Regions from separate parts of the Mus musculus genome. Here region 2 is linked to region 1. A link is a loop called in an ENCODE intact Hi-C map of the cell type or tissue named here. Cell type or tissue: left cerebral cortex. All regions are shown on one strand. Links, peaks and the distances in the headings refer to the core of each region. The heading gives the core; the rest is flanking DNA. Region 1 holds the start of 2410080I02Rik (a long non-coding RNA gene). Region 2 overlaps Smc5 (structural maintenance of chromosomes 5).

Region 1 (10,125 bases), core at 1,307-9,306:
TGGAACTTACTCTGTAGACCAGGCTGGCCTCGAACTCAGAAATCCACCTGCCTCTGCCTCCTGAGTGCTGGGATTGAAGGCATGTGCCACCAGTGCCCGGCACAAAGAGACTTTCTATTGGCTTTAAGAGTCTGTGTGTTTTATGAAGGTAATGCATAACAAATGAATACATTTCTGCACTAAAGTGAATTATTCTGATGATGAGCATGCGGTGGGGCTAAGTTCAGCAGTTATTAATAAGTCCTTGCCTATAAAGCCTACTCAGGAAAATCATCTCTCTCTCTCTCTCTCTCTCTCTCTCTCTCTCACACACACACACACACACACACACACACACGGCTCTCACAAACCCACAGTTATCTATACACAGCATTCATACACATAATAATAATGCAAATGTTAAAACTCTTTTATTCACCTGATTTTCATTATTGTCTTAGTTTCTTTTTTTTTTTTCCTTTTTTTTATTACGTATTTTCTTCAATTACATTTCCAATGCTATCCCAAAAGTCCCCCCCCCCACTCCCCTACCCACCCATTCCCATTTTTTGGCCCTGGCGTTCCCCTGTACTGGGGCATATAATGTTTGCCTGACCAATGGGCCTCTCTTTCCAGTGATGGCCAACTAGGTCATCTTTTGATACATATGCAGCTAGAGTCAAGAGCTCTGGGGTACTGGTTAGTTCATAATGTTGTTCCTCCGATAGGGTTGCAGATCTCTTTAGCTCCTTGGATACTTTCTCTAGCTCCTCCATTGGGGGCCCTGTGATCCATCCAATAGTTGACTGTGAGCATCCACTTCTGTGTTTGCTAGGCCCCTGTCTTAGTTTCTATTGCTGTGAAGAGACACCAGGACCAAAGCAACCTTTTTGTTTGCTTGTTTGTTTGTTTTTGTTTTTCGAGACAGGGTTTCTCTGTGTAGCCCTGGCTGTCCTGGAACTTATTCTGTAGACCAGGCTGGCCTCGAATTCAGAAATCCGCCTGTCTCTGCCTCCCGAGGGCTGGGATTAAAGGCGTGCACAACCACAGCCCAACCCAAAGCAATTCTTATGAAGGAAACATTTCATTGAGGCTGGCTTACAGTTTCAGAGGTTTAGTCTATTATTATCATTGTAGGAAATGTGGTGGCACACCAGCAGACATGGTCCTGCAGAAGGAGTTCTACACCTTAATCTGCAGGCAGCAGAAGGAGCCTGTTACTGGGCAGAACACAGTTCCTCCAATAGGGCCACACCCACTCCAACAGGGCCACACCTCTTTTTTCTTTTCATTAATTATTTTACTTTATATCTGATCTAAACTTCCCCTCCCTTTTCTCCTTCCAGCCCCCCACTCTCCTCTCCCCTCCCCATACCCCCTCTTCTCTTCAGAGAAAGGGAGTCCTCCCATGGATTTTAACCTTCCTTGGCATATCATCAAGTTGCAGTAGGACCAGGTGCATCTTCTATTGAGGCTAGACAAGGCAGTTAGGGGAAAAGTACCCGAAGGCAGATGGCTGAGTCAGAGACAGCTCCTGTTCCTGCTGTCAGGGGATCTACATGAAGACCAAGCTGCATGTCTGTTACATATGTGTAGGGGGCATAGGTCTGTCCTGTGCATGCTCTCTGGTTGGTGGTTCAGTCTCTGTGAGCCCCTGTGGGCCCAGGTTAGTTGAGTCTTCAGGTTTTCTTGTGATGTTCATAACCTCTCTGGCTCCTTCAATCCTTCTTCCTCCTCTTCCGTAAGATTCCCTGAGCTCCACCTAATGTTTGGCTGTTGTCCTTTGCATCCGTTTCCATCAGTTGCTGGGTAAAGCCTCTCTGATGATGGCTATGCTAGACTCCTGTCTGCAAGTACAGCAGAGTACTATTAATAGTACCAGGGATGGGCTCTCTTTCATGGCATGAGTCTCAAGCTTGACCAGTCATTGGTTGGTCATTCCCTCAATTTCTGCATCTTTATCCCTGCACATCTTGTAGGCAGGACAAATTCTGTGGCTGGGTTGGTGTACTAACTCCTCCCACTTCTGCCTCCATTGGAAGCCTTGCCAGGTTATAGGAGGGAGTCATTTCAGGTTCCATATTCTCCATTTCTAGGAGTGTTATCTAGGGTCACCCTCATAGATTCCTGGGAGTTTCCATTGTCCTAGGTTTCTATCTCATCCCAGAGATGCCCCCACCCCCCACCACCACCACCATGCCCTGACTGCACTGATTCCGGTTCTCTAGAGGGTTCAAGTCTAGGGAAGACAGAGAGGGAGTGGTGGTGAGAGAGGACCACACCTCTTAATAGTGCCACTCACTCATATAGGCCAAGTATTCAAACTCATTAATTTATGGATGCTATTCCTATTCAAACCATCACAATCACTATAACAAAATAAAGCAGACTGCTTTAAAAAGAAAGGCATGTTTTGGCTCATGGTTCTAGTGATACAAGTCCTAGGAAGGCAGTGCTAGTATTGAAGGCATAGAGCTTCACCTGGCAAGGGACAAGGGTACTAGAATCTGCCAAGAACTGTCCTCTGGGCCAAACAACTGCTCTTTGGGGAGTTCAGCTATACCCCCTTGCCAAAAGTTTATCCCAGTTGTATTGGGTGTTTACCTCCTCACGTAGAGAGGTAGGAAGGGCTGGGAGACCCTCACATGAGTATCCAACACTCTCTACTATCTCTTGTATGCAACTCTTCCTAAATCGCATGTGATCTCAGGGCTGGGCTAGAGTAGAGAGGCTGAGAAAAACATGAGGAGGGAGCTTAATCTACATGGCTCCCATCCTTGCTGGGTAAAGGTTTTCCTGGTGTGACCTGTTGGAGAGGGAAGAGCTCTGAAGCCCCTGTAAGAATCTACTTACTTCTGCTTTATAAGGAAGCCCAATACCCTTCTTTGGTGTATTTAGAGTGAAGTCAGGCAGAAGCCTGTCTTGGTTTGTCAGGGTCTTAGAAGGGAACCTGTAGGTAGACAAGCGTGGCTTCTAGGGACTGACCTATTGTCCTCTGGCTCCTTCAGCAAGCACAAAGCATAAGGAAAGCTCTGAAAAGGGACATGAACCTCGAACTCCCAGATTAAATGATATTCTCATGTGTGACCAATTTATCGATCTTGGCATATTCTACCATCTCACAATGGGGATTAAACTTCAATACATGAAACCTTGGGATCAAACAATATCCTACCCATTGCAATAGACAATGGGGAGGCACCCTGGGGAGGCATCCTGGTGCCCTGTGTGAAATGCAAATGGGTCTCTAAGGGACAGAAGTGTGGGCAGCACCTGAACAGAAAGACAGCAAGGCAGGGCAGTAGGTGGAAGGTGAGGTGTTTTGTCAAATTTGCCTTTCTTTTCTCAGTGAAATAAGCAGCAGGGGTTTTGGCTCAGAGTGTGTTTGGAACCAGGAGGGTGTCTGAGGACAGAAGGTGCAATCTAGTTATTTCAGAGTGTGGGAAAGGAAAGTCCCTGGGGATATGCAAAGGGACAGTGTTGTGAGCCCACTAGAGACCATAAATTTAGAGTGGTAACAGTTGGCCTCGATATTTTAGTCCAGCATGGCAGGTTGGAGAGAAACTGCGTCTTGCCAGGAAGTTCCAGGAACCAGGTGAGGGGTGCATGCATAGAGACTATGATGTCACAGCTAGGTAGGAGGGACGTAAGAACAAGATTGAGCATTGAAAAAGGAGATTGGAGGCCACAACCAAGTTGAAGAATTGTTCTGAAAGAAGTGTTAGTTGGTGTCTTAGTCAGGGTTTCTATTCCTTCACAAAACATCATGACCAAGAAGCCAGTTGGGGAGGAAAGGGTTTATTCAGCTTACACTTCCACATTGCTGTTCATCACCAAAGGAAGTCAGGACTGGAACTCAAGTAGGTCAAGAAGCAGGGGCCTATGCAGAGGCCATAGAGGAATGTTACTTACTGGCTTGCTTCCCCCTGCTTTCTTAGCTTGCTCTCTTATAGAACCCAAGACTACCAGTCCAGGAATGGCACCACCCACAAGGGGCTAGGCCCCTCCCCCTCTGATCACTAATGGAGAAAATGCCTTACAGCTGGATCTCATGGAGGCATTTCCTCAAGGGAGGTTCCTTTCTCTGTGATAACTCCAGCCTGTGTCAAGTTGACACACAAAACCAGCCAGTACGGCTGGGAAGTACGGTGCAAGGCTAAGAGTTCAGAAATGGAGGTAGTTTCTGGTGTTGCAAAGGTCTAGGGTACCCAAATAACAATGGAGTGTTTCAGGGTTGAGAATCTCAGATGGGCAATTTGCCTACCTGAATGCTAACCCCACTAACAGTGTTAACAGCTGGGAGGGAAGGCTGTTAAGTGTGTGGGACTTTCAGAGCATGAAGGTGAGCGAAAGTCAGAAGACTTTCACAAGGCGCCGGGTGGAGCTAGCTTAGCCTGGGGGCAAGGTCTAAAGCTGCAGAGGGAGGGAAAGGAAGAGGCAACTCACAGCGAACAACACTAATGCTAACAGGTGCTAAATTCCACTCCAGAGGCCTCATAAACTTCGTCCTCTCCTTGGGGGGCTAAGAGGCCACCCAGGGTAAAGGATTTATTCAGGGTCCTGGGCTGGGAAGGAAACGAGAAACAACCAGACCTTTTATTTCCCTTTCTCTGTTTCCTAAATGCCAACAGTGTTTTGGATATTTAAAAGGACACTTAAAATGCCCTTGTTGTTTCTGCCTTTGAACGACCAGTGCCGCTCAAGGACAGGGCGGTGGTAACCATGGCAGTGAGCAGAGGGTGGTGAAGAGGTGGTTTTTAAAATGGGGTGAACCTCAGACAGGCGGCAAACAGAGCTGGAACCTCTTGTCTTCCTTGGGGCCCTTTGTTCATTCAGCTTAACTGTAAGGAAAAGCTGAATTCTTCCCTGCAGGGAGGCAAGCTTAAAAAGAGAAGGGTTTGCCTCTCTCGAGGTGTGTCCCTGGGAATAGATTTCGGGGGGTGGGGGAGCACTAGGAAAATTTGGGGCAGCTGGCACAAACAGGGCACAAACAGGACAGTCTGGGATGGCAAAGAAACTAGCTGTCTTGCCTCCTGGGTACAGAGTTCTTAGGACCTGTCAGCTGTCTCGCCACCTCTCCCCAGACAGGTGGCCGCTCATGGGGGTGGCCTAGTATTCCAGCCAAAAAGGCTGCCAGGCCCAGCCTTTGCAGGAAGGTTTGGGGTGGGGGGAAGGGTAGAGGAGACAAGAGAAGGAGAGAGCTGACGCACTGCTGGATTAGGAGCTTTAAGAGCCTTCCCTTCCAGGACGAAGACGCGCCCCAAGCGGTCACAGGGCAGGGCAGGGCAGGGCAGGGTAGAACAGGGCAAACTGGAGGAGGCACATGGGCGCAGGAAAAGTCCCATGACTGCAGTGTTTTGCGGCAGGTTTCCCAGCTGCTGTAGGCAGAAGGGAGGCAGTCCCGGGTGATGGGCGAAGGGAGGGAGAGGGAAGAAGAGGGAAGTAAACAGGAGACCACGGAGAGAGCCAGTTCCCGGTGTTCAGAGAACACCAGCCGCCTCCGGTCCCGGTGGGTGGCTGTATGTGTGGAAATGAAACAGGGAGTGGGAGGGAGAGTGAAGAACAAGCATACACTTTTTTTTTTTTTTTTTTTTTTTGCCTGTCATCCACTCACCTCGTCTTCCCGACCCTGCAGCCCACGTCCCTACTGGGGTAGGGGTGGCAGGAGGTGGGAAGGAGATTGCTCGCCAGGCACCCACCCCTAAGTACAAGCAACTGTCGCTGAATCAGAACTGTCTCAGCCGCCTGTCACCTGCGCTCGCTCGGGAGGGGCACATGGCATCAGACTTGGGACTTGCGACGAGAGGGGGTGGAGGACCCAGCAACGGGCCAGAGCGTGGGGTGTCTCCGGGAACTGGGAAAAGCTGGGAGTGACTATCTCCAAACATCTAGGGGGACATCGGGGAGAATGGGTGGGACTAGGGGCTTAAGGGGACTTGGAAGCAGGGGGAGGGGATGACAGAGGGCGGGAGTGTCCTGCAGTGGGAAGCACCGGGGAACGGCGCCGGGGCTGAGGGGCGGCTGCTGCTGCCGCCAGTGCGCGGGGTTATGCGAGGTAACCGAGAGCCTGGAGGAGGAGGGAGGCGGCGTGGGCCGCGGGCCGGGGTGTCTGGCGCTCGTTGGACAAAGAGATGATGAAACGTGAGCGCTATATTTACCAAGGGGGTGGAGACGGGTGGGAGGGGGGTAAAAAGGACAAACTGTTCCACAACAACCACAGGAAACACAGCCCTTCTGACTCACCCAGAGGGCCGCGCCGACCCCAGCGCAGCCTTAGCCTCGAGGCAGAACCATACTCGGGGGGCGCCAGCACCCGGCCGAACCCTGGTGCTCTGGCTGGGGATGCATAGGCTTATAAATGAAAGGGACACCGGGTCGAAATACTGCTTGAGTGTGTGCATAGCTTTTGTGGGGTAGGGGAGGGCAAGGAACGACATTAATTTTTTTTTTCTTTTTAAGCCGGGTGGCTGGGTCATCGTAGGAAAGATGTGGCTGCAGTCGTGGAAAGCACGATTCCTGCAAAGTCATCTCCACTCGCACAGCCTGGCCGGCCAGCCCGCCCCGCCCAGGGACAGCAACACCAGCCACCCCACCTCTCTTTTCCTCCCCCACCCCCGCGCCTTGCACGCAGGGCCCAGAGTTGGGGTGCGGTATGGACTATGTTTAGAAGCTGATGTCATCGCGACACCCTACTCTGCAGTCTTCCCAGAGGGACCGCAGGGCAGGTTTTCCTGATCTTCGAGGATGTGGGGGTGGAAAGTGGCCTGCCTTCTCAGCACACCTCACACCCATGGTACCTCAGGGATTAAAAAAAAAAGAAAGAAAGAAACATCGCTAGAGTTACGAAACAGGGAGGCGCGCTCACGTGGAGCGTGCGAGCCCAGTGGCTAGCGCCCCAGGGGCCAGCAACCCTCCCTCGTGGCTCCACCTCCACCTCAGGTGTGGGGGGGCTAATGTCAAGGTTAGCTCACGTGGGCGCGGGCGCCCGGAGCTCCTTGCACGAGTTTGGGGCGGATTCCTCGTCCCCCAATCTAGGGCAGTTTGTTCAACTGCAGCAAAGAGAGCTTGATGTTCCAGCAGGGAAGGGATTTCTGAGAACTGGGACTGTCCTCAAATGAACCTGCCTCCTCCGGCTGCTGCGGCGGCGGCCGCCTGCGGAAGACTTTTTAAAAGGGCGATGCCAGGCCCAGACGCTCGGCGCGCAAGTGGCTGAACCGCCCGCCACTCTGCGGCCGGAGCCGAGCACCCGCCCCGAGCGCCACGCGGGGCTGCTCTGAGCTCAGGGGGCTGCCGGCTAAACTTATCCTCCTGCATATGCATGAACGGATGGCCTTTCCGCTCCGCAATGGAGAGGCCTGGGGTTTTGCGGTAGGCTGCTTAGTGGAGCAAGAGTAAAGTAGGGCGTCGTGGAAGTTTTCGCGCCGGAGCTCCCCGCCCCCTCCAGACACTGGGTGTTAACTCAACCTGGCTACAATCGGTTCGCCAGATCCGGCTTTATCGGATTGTTTCAAATCCAGGGACGTCGCTCTAGTGAAGAGCCCACCCCTTCATTCCTGTCTCTATTCTTCCTAAACTCACCACCTTTCAGCAAAACGAACACAGCTTTCCCCAGTAGGCCCTTTATGTGCTCTGGGTGAGATTCCCTAAAGCTGCTGAGCTCAGGCCGGGAAAGGGCGAGGTGAGGATCTATCCCAATGTGAGGTCTGACACGTGATCCTCTACCCCCAGCGGGCCATCTGTTCTTTTTCCTTCCCGCCGGGAGGCTGGCAACTTTGTCTGGGCAAGGTCCACGCCTCTCAGCAGGAAAATACCGAGAAAAGCCAGAATCGGCAGAAACCTGTATCTACAGCATGTGACTTTAAGCTGAACTTCGGGCCTAGAGCTGGGACCATACTTGGCCATCTGTGTTTTAAACTAAGTGCCAGGTGATTAGCCCCACCCAACAAGATGGGGGAAGCCCTGCTTCGGGCTCAGTCTAACTCTGTCTCCAGAAGAGGGGCCCAAGAATCGGCAGCGTTAGCCTGGAAACACCTTACCGGGGTTTACCTAGGAAAAAGAACAGATTCTAAGCCTCTAGGCCACTTCCTACAGAGCCGTGTAAGAAGGGGGTGGGGGTGAAATTATGAATTAGGAAAAAAATGGCATGCTAATTTTAGCTTTTGGGAGGTGGCGGCAGGGAGTTGGAGGCTAGCCTAGGCTCTGTTTTTTGAAATAATTTTGAGGGGAAAAAAAGCATTCTCGTTAAGTACTGGCTTTAAGGTTCCCGAACCTTCACCGTAAGGTGACACAAGCAGATGAGGCACTGTTCTGAGAGAGCAAATCTTACTCTAGTGTTCCCCCTTCTCCATTTCTGTGTGAGACAGAGTCTCACATACCCCATAATCTCCTTTTCTCTTCCTCCCTAGTTCTGTGACTTCAGGTACTACAGGTGTGACATTCTACAGGCCCACCCTGGCCTCTAGGAATTTTTATAAACCCCTGCATCTCGGGAGTCTGAAGAGACTGCAACTGTGTTAAATCTAATCCTATCAGTCCAGTCCGCAGATAAGAAAATGGCTGGGAGAGGTGAAGTGAGGTCACAGATCTCATTTAAGGCAGAAGAGGCCTTATAGCCTTCACATTAATTCTACTGGGAAGCCTTGTAAACAAGGCTCACTGTTCTGGCTACAGGCTAATAAGCCATAGCCATGGGAACTTGGAAGATACAGCATAGGGTAGGGAGACTGTGCAAAGGAAAATAACATGTACTAGAAACAGTTACAATCTTTGGGTTCTCTTGTTCCCCTGGGTGGGAGTATTTGGAGTAGAAATGAATGAAGACTAACTTGGGAAAGCGGACCTCTTAGATTTATGTGCCATAATATTAACAGGATATTTTGCCCAACATTTAATTGAGATAACAACATGCTGGCTAAATAGCATTAGCTGGTTTTAATCATAAAACTATTATAGTACATTTCAATACAGATAGAAAATATTGTTTAAAAATACAAGGAAAAAAGTCATGATGTGGGAAATACCACTTCTGGTGCTCTGTGTTATCTATCAAACACACGTATGATTCGTAACATGTGCATGTAGCTATCATCCTATAGAGGACAGACTCCCTTTGTGTTTTGGTATCCCCTCACACTTAGTTCATTACCAGGAATGAATGGTCAGAGAAGGGGAGCACGGGGTACAATGGCAGAATTGCCGACTTTGAAGGGACTTTCTACAACAACTATGCTTGCAGATCCATAAGAGAAATTCACATGGATGAGATCTGCTTTCTTGGTGTTCTTTATAACTGAATTGGGAGTATTGAGAGAGTGTAGTCGGGATCCTATGAAGCTAAAGGGCACTAGAAAGAAGGCAGCTAGATGTAAGGGAAGTTAAAGTTTGCATTTAAAAAACCCTGAGGTTAGTGTATTCAAACTCAGAGTCTTTAAGGGAAGATAGAGGCTCCTTCTCAGAGAATAACCTGCCCTTAATCTTTGGTAGCCTTTCAGGCCGAGGCCTGAGGAGACTTCATGAGTGAAACTAATACCAGTGGAAATACAAGTGTGGGAGGCTGTGTAGGCCTTTGACCATGAGGCTCTTCAACTGATCCCATCTATGCTGTGCCCTAGGGAGGCAGGCAGAGGTGCAAATTCCTAGGGACAGACTTTATCCTAGGGGGTAAAAAAAAAAATCAAAATTAGGCAGAACCAATCCTTCCCTTTCCTCCTTTTCTTTCTTTTTTTCCTTCATGTTTTTATGCTTTTCTTTTTTCCTTTTCTTTTCTTTTTCTTTTTCTTTTCTTTTTCTTTCTTTCTTTTTTTTTTTTTTTTTGAGACAGGATCTCACTCTGTAGCCTCCTCAAATGCCTCAAATGTTCCATCGTGCCTCAGTCTCCTGAGTACTGGGACTTCTGGTCTGCACCATCATAGCCAGCACCAGTGAATTCTTTTCTAAAATTAAGATTATCAGAATGTGGGCTGGAGAGATGGCTCAGTGGTTAAGAGCACTGACTGCTCTTCCAGAGGTCCTGAGTTCAAATCCCAGCAAACCACATGGTGGCTCATAACCATCTGTATGGCTTTAGTGTACTCATATACATAAAATAAATAGGTAAATGTTTAAAAAAAAGATTATCAGAATGTGCTGGACAGTGGTGGTGCACAC
Region 2 (10,125 bases), core at 662-8,661, 81 kb after region 1:
ATTAATTTCATCGACTACTCTGAACGGACATCTGTTAAGCTCCTGAAGTGCCATCAAGTATAGCATAGTAGAAACACTTCTTTCACCTCCACTTTGATGATGAGGAGTTAATTCATGCAGCTGAGTACTACTGCGAAATTTTACTCTAATCCGGATTCCATATTTATCATAATCTTCCTATAAAACATAAAAAGTTGAAAAATGAGTGCTGTCTCTGTGGCAATTCTACTCAATATTTGAAAACATATCAAATATATCAATCATAAAAGCAAATGTAAACAATTACTACCTAAAAAATTTAGTAGTCCTCAAGTGCCTACATGGGTGTGCACACACACAAATGTAAACTTTAATAAAAAAAGATTGTGTTAGGTGTCACATAACTTTTGTCGACTCTGAGATGTACTGACTTCTCTCAGCCATTCCAGGTCACTGAGATACAGACTGACCTTAAGAGTGAAGTACAGAACGCTCGTTTAAAGTTAACCAGTTAAATGGCCTAAGGTAAGTGTCTAATCAAGAGAGACACAGTGCAAGAAACAGGTAAGTCAACAGTTATAGTTCTAAAACACAAAAAGAAAACAGGTAAAATTAGCTTCAATTGTATATTTTGTTCATTTAAAATGTCATTCTAACATCACAATATAAAATATTACCTATGAATACTTAACATTCTTTTTTCACATTAAATCTTTGAAATTGTATGTATGTAGCATATATTCATAGCAGAGGCCTAAGAGCTGCAAAATTGTTTTATTTATTCACTATTTTGAGTATCATCAAGTAGTTATAAAGAAGGTGTGGCAAATACTTATGGATGAAACAGAATGTCAGTGGGATGGGCAGGGGCTGGCTCATGGGATGCCCCTCCAACAGTTATTCCAGTCTACATTCTGTATAAGAATGGTACCACCCCAAGTGACGCCATTTATAACTGTTGTGGTATCTCCATATACTGAAGGAAGAACTGTGTATCACCTCTCACACTAAGAGGCTGAGTCTTTCCACCCTTTCCTTTAGATTTATATCCCACAGCTGCTATTGTTGCTGGCAATACTCTTCCTTCAGGCGTTTCTGGAAGTATGCTGCCACCTTTGGTTACAGTTTTGGCTGTCGTATTTTCAACAAAACTTTCTCAAACAGCAAGGACAGTTTCCCAAGGCTTGTCCCGCCAAGATTGGACTCTGCTCTGGCTCTGCTATTATAATGAGACCCCGTGTTCCAGTTCTGGACACATAAGAAAGCAAGAGCTTCCTTTTTTGAACCACAAATTGCTTCACACGTAAATACAAAAGGACTCAGGTAATGCCTTAAAAATTTAGAAATACTTTTAATCTGTTCGCCTTCCCTTTCAAACCCCTCAAGTAAACAAACTACATTACTGTAATAATTTATAATGGTTCTAATTTCTAAGTTACTTTTAAACCCTATCTCTTCATTGCCATTGACGGTCGGTCCTTTCTACTGCTTTGCTCTAGCTTCTCCCATCTCACTGAAGGCTCTGGTTAAAGAAGCCAGTTCTGGACCCACTACTGAGGAGACACAGGGAGGCCAGACAGAGCGGGGACACAGGACAAGGTTGAAAAGAGGGAAGGTCTGGAAGAACACACTGAAAGGGAAGAGAGGCTTTTCTATAGCAGTGCACTGAAAACAGACTGTTAAGAACAGTACAAGAAGAAGGAAGAGCCCCACGCAAAGGATATAATTATAATGGATGGGATTTCTGTGACACAGGCCTCACCTAGTCTATTTGGCCACATTTATGCCCCACACTGACTCAAGCTACTGATAAACATCCTGTTTGAGCAGGAATGATGTTCCCAGTAAGCAAACTTATCTAAGAGTTTAGGCTCTGTCTGGGATTAGATAAGGAGTCTGATTTTATTTTTTTGCCTCTTGACAGCAATGTGACATTCAGTAAAATTACCATAAGTCTCAGTTTGTTGTTTTTTTAAGTAGGGTAGATTTAAGTTCCTGCTTTATAGCACAGTTATAAGAGATTAAACGGTTGGAGGTGGGGTGGGGTGAGGGTGAGGAATGCCTTTAATCCTTGGGAAGCACTTGGGAGGCAGAGGCAGGTGGATTTTCATGAGTTTGAAGCCAGCTTGGTCTACAAAGTGAGTTCTACAACGGTCAGGGCTACACAGAGAAACCCTGTTTCAAAAAACCAAACCCAAACCCCAAACCAAAAAGATGATCTGAAGAGATCAAACAAGATAACTTTAGGAAAGGAAGCATCTCGGAACTGAAGTATTATCCATACATTTCTTAGTTACGGGCAGGCATGGATTGTGTGTAAACTGCTACGGAAGGGTCTAAAGCCTCAAACCTAGGACTTATAATAAAATGGTATTTCACAGGTATACTTCACATGAAGCAGAAGGACCTTGTGAGGCAAAACTCCTCAAAGGACAAAATGGTGCTATTCTGTTTTATATGTAAAAGAATGAAAACTCGAACATTTGCCAAAATCTAAAATTTTTAAGATATTTCACCTTGGAAACATTTTGACACATGGAAATGAGAATAAATTACCTCAGTATACCAACAAAAACTTTTAATTAAGATCAAAAGATGGCTAGCCTTTTGTCACTTACAGTCCTACCCTCCTGATTCCACTTTCCCAATTATATTCAGGAAATCCAGGCATTTCTTCTTCCTTCACTCACCCGCCTCGCCTATAGTGCTGGGAACTGAAGCCAGGGACCCATGTACCTAAGCATACATGATCACGTCATCGTATTTCCAGCCCTTCTTTATATAATTTTTCTCAATGAAAAATTTGTTTTATTCAAAATAGCAATGCATAAAGCTGTAGTTCAAGGAATTAGCATATTACCTACTTTCTTCTAAATTTGTGATAAAGAGGAAACTAAGAACACTGAGCATGGTAGTGGAAGTGAGGTAGGTAGAAGCAAGATCGTCAGGGGAGTTCAATGTCATCTTTGCCTATACTGCAAGTTCAAAAACTTAGAAAACACCACCCAACACAAAAAACAAACTCAACCATCTGCTACTTTGTTTATGGCTCTTAAGTTGAGAATGGTAGATTTATAAAGCACTGTATTCATTCAACACAGCTGAATAATCTTCCCTCACACTGGCTGAAAAATAGCAAGGCATTAGCCACTTCTATAAACACCACCCCCAGCCCCAAACCAAGCAAATCTAATGCTAGAAACCCACAGGTGATCTCTTTCCTCCTTTTCATAATTTTTCAGTAAACAAAAATATCATGTATAATTCCAAAGGAAACAAATTTATATGTACTCCTTGCACATAATTAAAATTGCTGGTCATAAACTACATCCCAAACGCAATTACCTCATTTTCTGTATGAAGATCAACTTCACCAGCACACTGCATGGAACTAAAAAAGTTGCTGAATTTCTCATTAATTTTTTCTACTAGCTCCTTTAAGGGGTTCAGCCACCTTTCTTTCACCTACAAGTAAGAGGCAAAACAAAACGACACTGAAAGCAGTACTATCCACTCTGATATAAGACTTCACACACAACACAGTCTATAGCAGAGTTAATTTGGTTAGAAAAACACTTTTCGTCTCAGGAGAATAAAATTTATTTTGTATAATTTGTACGCTCATCCCATTCATGGCAAACAAATAAGGATAAAAATTACCTGCGAAATGTTTTCCCTGTATTCATCTAGTTCAACTTTCTTCCCCTGCAGTTCTTCGGTCAACTGCTGTATTTCTACTTCTCTTTTTGAGTACTCCTCAACCACCTGGTCGAAAAAAATTCTTTAAGAAAAATTTATCAAAGGATAAAATTATATAAAAATTTGCATCAATTAAACTACTGGCTAAAAATGCCACTGTGCTGCTTATTTGTACATGATTTATACTACTGAATACTGAAAATGTTACTTTTCAATCCTTGAAAAAAATGCACACTGCTGTACTTCAAGTTAACGCAGCTACTCTTTTTATAAAGAAAAGGCAAGGAACACTGTGTTCCTTAGGAAGACTCTATTTAGAATTCTAATAGATTCAGAATCTGGCATTTAAGGCATTGTTCCTGCTGCCTAGCTTATTATTACCCAGAGCTCCAGTACAGCGTGGGAGGCAAGTACTGGAAAGAACTGTGTGTGTGTGCAGGCTCACAGGGGTGCACACAGGCATGTGCTTGTGCACGTATGCACTGAGGAAGACAGCAGGATAAGAACTGTGGGATGGAAACTGAGAACGAGGCGTACTACCGAAGGATTCAGTCCTGTGAAGCACGAAGCTCTTGACCTTTCTTCAGTTAATAATGCATCGATTTCATCCAATGTGTTTGGGAGATCTTGAAAAGCCTAAAGAAGAAGAAAAAATACATCATTAAAAATGGAATAGTGAAGTTTTATTAGAACAGTTAAAAGGAAGTAATTTGCTACATATCTACTATCTGATTAATAGCATGCTAGCATATAGCAATACAAAAGAATCATAAAGAGGGCATTTTCTCTTTAAAAAGCTTACACTTTAAAAGAAAAGATGTATACATGTTGGATAGTCCCTTAAGGCAATGTATTGATGTTGAATCTAAAATAAGCAGTACACATCACATCGGCTTTGGAATACAAAATAATGAAGGGTCAGTTTATGCTACATGAGAATTAAAAGAGTTCAAAGGCCCACGATTTATCTCTGGGTCTGAAAGCAATGGCTAGGGAAAAGCAACGCAAAAAGGAGATAACAATTTGGAAAGAAGAATGAGTACTGCATACCATGGGGGGTGAGGAGCTGTGTCCATTTGGAATGGTGGGTACTTGCTGAATTGGTAGAATGGGTCCAGAATATGTGGGGCATTGAAAGAGAGCAAGAAGTTAGAGCTTTATACTGTACTTATGAAGACCTACAAAAGCATCCTTATAACTCAATCACTGAGACAGAACTCCATCAAGACTATCTTCTGAACTTATGCCACAGAGACTCACTAGGGTAGACACTTTCCTACAAGGAGAGGCATGCAGTACACTTTTGTGCCTAGCATAACCTGTAGAGCCCTTATAGTAAAAGGTATGCATGAATTGGGAGCCTGAAAAAAGGTTCTGATGAGTTATATGTATCAACTGGATAACCTTGATTTGTATCTTTTTTAACCCTTTGGAACTCAGTGTAATCTCTGCCAAGGCCTCTAGGTATTTAGATGTACACGTGCTACATCCGTGCCGTGTATGCCGAAGTGTGAGCTTATGTTCCAACACTTACTTGGCATCTTCACCAGATTCTAACAGGCATACTAGGTTTATTATATTGAAACATAATTTCTACTTCATTCAGCTTCCCCACCACTGTAAGCAAACCGATTTCTCATTAATAATTAGCTTGACAGTTTGTTCCGGCAAACATTTAGGAGTTCTCTCTTACCCCTGTCATGTCTATCACTGAAGTAAAATTTCTTCCTCCCTCATCCCTTTGTGCTACTATATTAATCTCTTCCCTGGTCAAAAATAATGACCCTTAGTTATTCTCCATAGAGCAGCTAAGAGTATTCATCTACAAAGTGATTTTAATAGCAGTATTCTTGTGTTTAAGATCCTCCAATGGATTCTATTTTAAAGATAGGAGAGCCCAGGGTAAGGGCTTCAGAGTAGTGGTGGAATGCCTGCCTAATCTCTGAATATTAAAGGCGGCTGTGGGGACCCAAACTCTTTGTATATTCTTTTTTTTAAAAAATTAGATATTTTCTTTATATACATTTCAAATTTCAAATGCTATCCCGAAAGTCTGCTATACCCTCCCCCCAGCACTGCTCCCCTACCAACCCACTCCCGCTTCTTAGCCCTGGCGTTCCCCTGTACTGGGGAATATAAAGTTTGCAAGACCAAGAGGCCTCTCTTCCCAATGATGGGCGACTAGGCCATCTTCTGCTACATATGCAGCTAAAGACACGAACTCTGGGGGTACTGGTTAGTTCATATTGTTGTTCCACCTATAGGGTTGCAGACCCCTTCAGCTCTTTGGGTGCTTTCTCTAGCTTCTCCATTGGGGGCCCTGTGTTCCATCTTATAGATGACTGTAAGCACCCACTTCTGTATTTGCCAGGCACTGGCATAGCCTCATATGAGACAGCTATACCAGGGTCCCTTCATCAAAATCCTGCTGGCATATGCAATTCTATAAGGTCATATTAATCCAAACTATGCCTTCTTCTTTGCTTGGAATTTAATTTTTTGTTTGTTTGTTTTCTGAGACAGGGTTTCTCTGTATAGCCCTGGCTGTCCTGGAGCTCTCTTTGTAGACCAGGCTGGCCTCGAACTCAGAAATCCGCCTGCCTCTGCCTCCCGAGTGCTGGGATCAAAGGCGTGCGCCACCACGGCTTTAATTTTTTTTTTTAAAACACCGTTTCTCTGTTATGACCTTGGCTGTCCTAGAACAAACTATGTAGATCAGACTGGCCTCAAACTTGGAAATCTATCTCCCCCTGCCTCCTGAGTTCTGAGACTAAAGGCATGTGCTGCCACCACCACGCTGGGAGGTAATTTTAATCCCTCAAAGATTCCTTTTAACACATGGCAAAGACATATGCACCTCAGCAACTCTGTATGAGCTGCCTCTCTGCCTGGGTCCATCCCCACGTCACTGAATCCTTCTCTTCACCCAGGACTTATTTATAATAGTAACATTTCAAATAAACATTCCCTAAGCAGCTGCCCATCCTTGCAATGTTAGCCATCACCTTTATTTTTCCTTTATTCTCTCTTGCTGCCTGACCTGATTATCTGTTTCATGTTGCTTGGTCTGTCCTCCAAGCCAGAGTTCAAGTTTCAGTGAGAAAAGCACATATGTACTACTTAATAATTGGTCATAGCAGCCAATCAGTGTATTTTAATAAATATACTATTTCCTGATTTCATTCTTTCAAAAACAGTGTATTTTCTGGGGAGGCAGGGTTGAAACAGAGTTCACTTCTATCTGTAGGCATTGAACTTGGAACCATCCTACCCCCACCTCCCCAGTAGAGACAACTGCCACTATGCCAGCACACAAAAAACTGTAACTTATAGTATGTATGTGTGTATGTGTGTGTATGTATATGTATATATATATATCATGCCAATATCATATTAAAGCAAAACATATTTTAGATGCATTCTACAATTATCTTTAGACACAAACTCTCAATTAGTTTTATGAATTTCTGTTAAATTCTTACTCTGTACCCAAACAAACTCAAGCCCTGCAGTATTCTGTGTCTGGTATATAAAATAAAACCTTTCAGGATATGACAACTACAATCTATACTATCCCTCTTCTATGCTTAGTGGACATTTCATCATCTATGAAAGTTGATACATTTAAGATTTTTAAAAGTACACAATACTACTATTTAAAAATGCATTTGTAGCTAATTTGATATTCCTTTGAGTAGGTATGCAGAAAAGGTTTCAATGTCAGATAAAGCCTAGGAACACAAGGGACAGAATAAACGGCAGAGTGTGGACAGAGAGGAACGAGCATTGCTTAGTTGGCCTCTGACATACCAGCATATAACCGAAAGAAGGTATCATCTCTGAAGATTCGCACCTGAAAACCCCTAAAGACAGACTTCTAAAGCAAAACAAAACAACCCCCTCCCCCCAAAAAACCCCACCCTCTTACCTTTGTCTTTCTCAATATCACCCTTGCTTACTGTTTGTCAGACACAAATTACTTACTAGTTTTCATGGATGTTTTACACGCCAACAATCCCTTTCTATGATGGTTAAGAGGGAAAGACTTTAATTGTGAAAATGAATGTTATGTTGTCATTTTAAGATATTGCTCATACTTTAAAACTAAGCAAAGGTTGGTGACTAAATCTGAGAGAAAGTAAGTTAATCAGAGTTACTTTAAGCATTTGATCACTGGGAAAAGGCGTATTTTAAATGCTACTTTGTGTTTTCATGTCCTGTGTCTATGCCTAGAGTAGGACATCTTAAACTTAAAATTCTGTGTTAGGTCAACTGAAGCATTACTTATTTTTATACTTACTGTCTGGAATTCTTGTGGAACAGCTTGGTCAGCACTCAGGTTGCATACTTGCCTAGCTTTCTTCATAAGTTCCTTGCACTTCTGTAACAATCTCTGTCTGTTGTCATCCAATTCAATGAATTGTTGCTATTAAAAAAATAATATTTCAAAATGTTACTACTAAATTAGAGGCTTGTTGTATAAAACAATCACATATCCAATAAATTGCTGAACTCATTATGATTATCATGTCACCTGAACCATGACTTTCTTACTATAAAAATACATTAGCCTTTTATTATGAAGGTAAAAATTTAAACTAAACTTTAAAATATCAGAGCCAGTATTTCTTTAATATGTAAGAACTCTAAAGTTTACTCTTTTGTAAATGTTTAATTTTAATGAAACATTATCATACACAGGCTTCACATAAGAAAACATAGCATCTGAATATAAATTTAAAAAGTACTCCTAATAACTTTTCAAATATGTTTTATCTATTTATCATTCATTCATGGACTTATTTATTTCCCCAGCAGTTAATTAGCAAGATCTATGAGATACCAATCTGTATTAAGTATTGAGTGGTGAATAGAGAAAGACTCACAGAACCATCATCCTAACAGAAACAGACATTATCTACTGAGTACCCTTGGATGAGTGTTCCCCACCTAAGTTTTCTCTCCTTTCCCTGATCCCCAACGCTACTCCATTTTGGGGAGGTAGGACTGTAGAAGCAGGGTCTTATGTAGTAGCTCAGGCTGGCTTCAAACTTGTTATCTCCCCAAGAGTGACCCTGAACTCCTGATCCTCCTGCTTCCCAAGTAAGGGGATTACAGTCACACAGCCCTATGCCTAGTCCTTGTATCTTTTATTTCCCACAACACTCCACAGTAACAGGCTGACGAGAGGGATGGAGAGATGGCTCACAACTGCCTGTAACTCCAGATCTAGGGGATCCTCTGGGTTCCATGTGCATATACCCAAGCCCCTAAATACATATATTTTAAAAAGGCAAAGTTATTCATTCATTCATTCATTCATTCATTCATTCACTCACTCACTCACTCACTCACTCACTCACTCACTCACTCATTTATTGACTTATTTATTTAAGTTTTGAGACAGGATTTCTTTGTATAGCCTTAACTGTCCCAGACTTAGCTCTATAGACCAGGCTATCCACGAACTCAAAGATCTGCTCTCCTCTCCCCTGTCCTGAGTGCTAGGAATTACAGGTGTGTGTGCCGCCACCACCACTAGGCCAGATAAAATTATTTTTAAAAAACTAATTAAAAAACCATTCAAGTTTACACATTTCGAGCTTATAATAACTCACATATTCATGCCTGCCTGTAAGAAACCCTGCCTACTCTGCTGTGAGATTGTGTCTCCTAGTAACACCAGAAGCTCCACCTGTAAAGTCTCACCAACACTGGTTGCCCAAACGTGAGTTAAAGCCCACGGAGCCTCAGTCCCACACAAAGCCCACAGGTAACAGAGTAAAGCTGGGAGCAGAAAAGGTGGCCCTCCCCAGAGAAGAGAACAAAGACTGCTTCTCCAGCATCAAATGGTCAGCCCCATACATACAAGTAATGTGGGACCCCGACTTAGAGCGTTTCTCTCTAGAAGGTAAAGCCCCTGGACGTTCCCCAAGCTTGTTTTCCCTGATCTCTAAAAATACAGCCAGAAAGAAGCTCTTTGTTCTCTATAGCCAGCAAAAAGCCTTTTTGTTTCTATACTTTACAACCAGAGATGCCTGCCTTCCTGTGCTGAGGACATGGAGATAAAAATTCAGAAAGAACTCACTCCCCACTCCTGCCTTGTAAATGTCACCAAGGACACCCGGAAGAGAAGAATTCTCCTTCCAACTCCTCCCAACTCTTCCCAACTCCTCCCAATTCCTCAGCTAGCTGTTAAAAGCCCCCTACTGTCACTGCTCAGGGTCAACTCCCCTGCCCCTCAGCTAGCTGATAGTAAAACCTCTTGCAGTTTGCATCAGGTGTGGTTTTCTCTCTGGTCACTGGGGTGCTGGCCAGCTCACCCCAGGACTTGAGCGAAGGCCCAGCTTCAGGGGCCTTACAGTAACATATGTATGTACTCAAGAGGTTGTATTTGGAAACACACACACACACACACACACACACACACACACACACACACACCCC

What was found. A loop is a pair of places that touch in the nucleus more often than their neighbours do. Peaks named below come from ENCODE experiments on the same cell type or tissue, not always from the same donor. Only the 100,000 strongest peaks of a DNase experiment are listed, where the experiment ranks them.
Region 2: a loop joins it to region 1, with 6 times the contacts of the local background. A loop is called at or near these places in 8 of 42 quality-filtered maps.

The regions. Positions count from the first base shown.
Region 1 is chr19:23,128,921-23,139,045 of GRCm38, forward strand. 2410080I02Rik (a long non-coding RNA gene) reads left to right here and starts at 5,578. Exons shown (of 2, transcript XR_386610.3): 1 at 5,578-6,034; 2 at 6,439-8,191. In left cerebral cortex, for the core only: CTCF peaks have their summits at 5,251, 6,091 and 7,174; DNase peaks (open chromatin) are centred at 4,446, 4,827, 5,463, 5,734 and 5 more places; H3K4me3 peaks cover 3,112 bases; H3K27ac peaks cover 5,758 bases.
Region 2 is chr19:23,210,427-23,220,551 of GRCm38, forward strand. It overlaps Smc5 (structural maintenance of chromosomes 5), which reads right to left. Exons shown (of 25, transcript NM_001252684.1): 18 at 7,979-8,104; 19 at 4,729-4,773; 20 at 4,219-4,314; 21 at 3,640-3,744; 22 at 3,325-3,444; 23 at 1-177. Among named protein-coding and RNA genes, the nearest start is that of Smc5, 58 kb to the right of the region's middle. In left cerebral cortex, for the core only: a CTCF peak has its summit at 1,120; DNase peaks (open chromatin) are centred at 1,098 and 4,083; H3K27ac peaks cover 2,162 bases.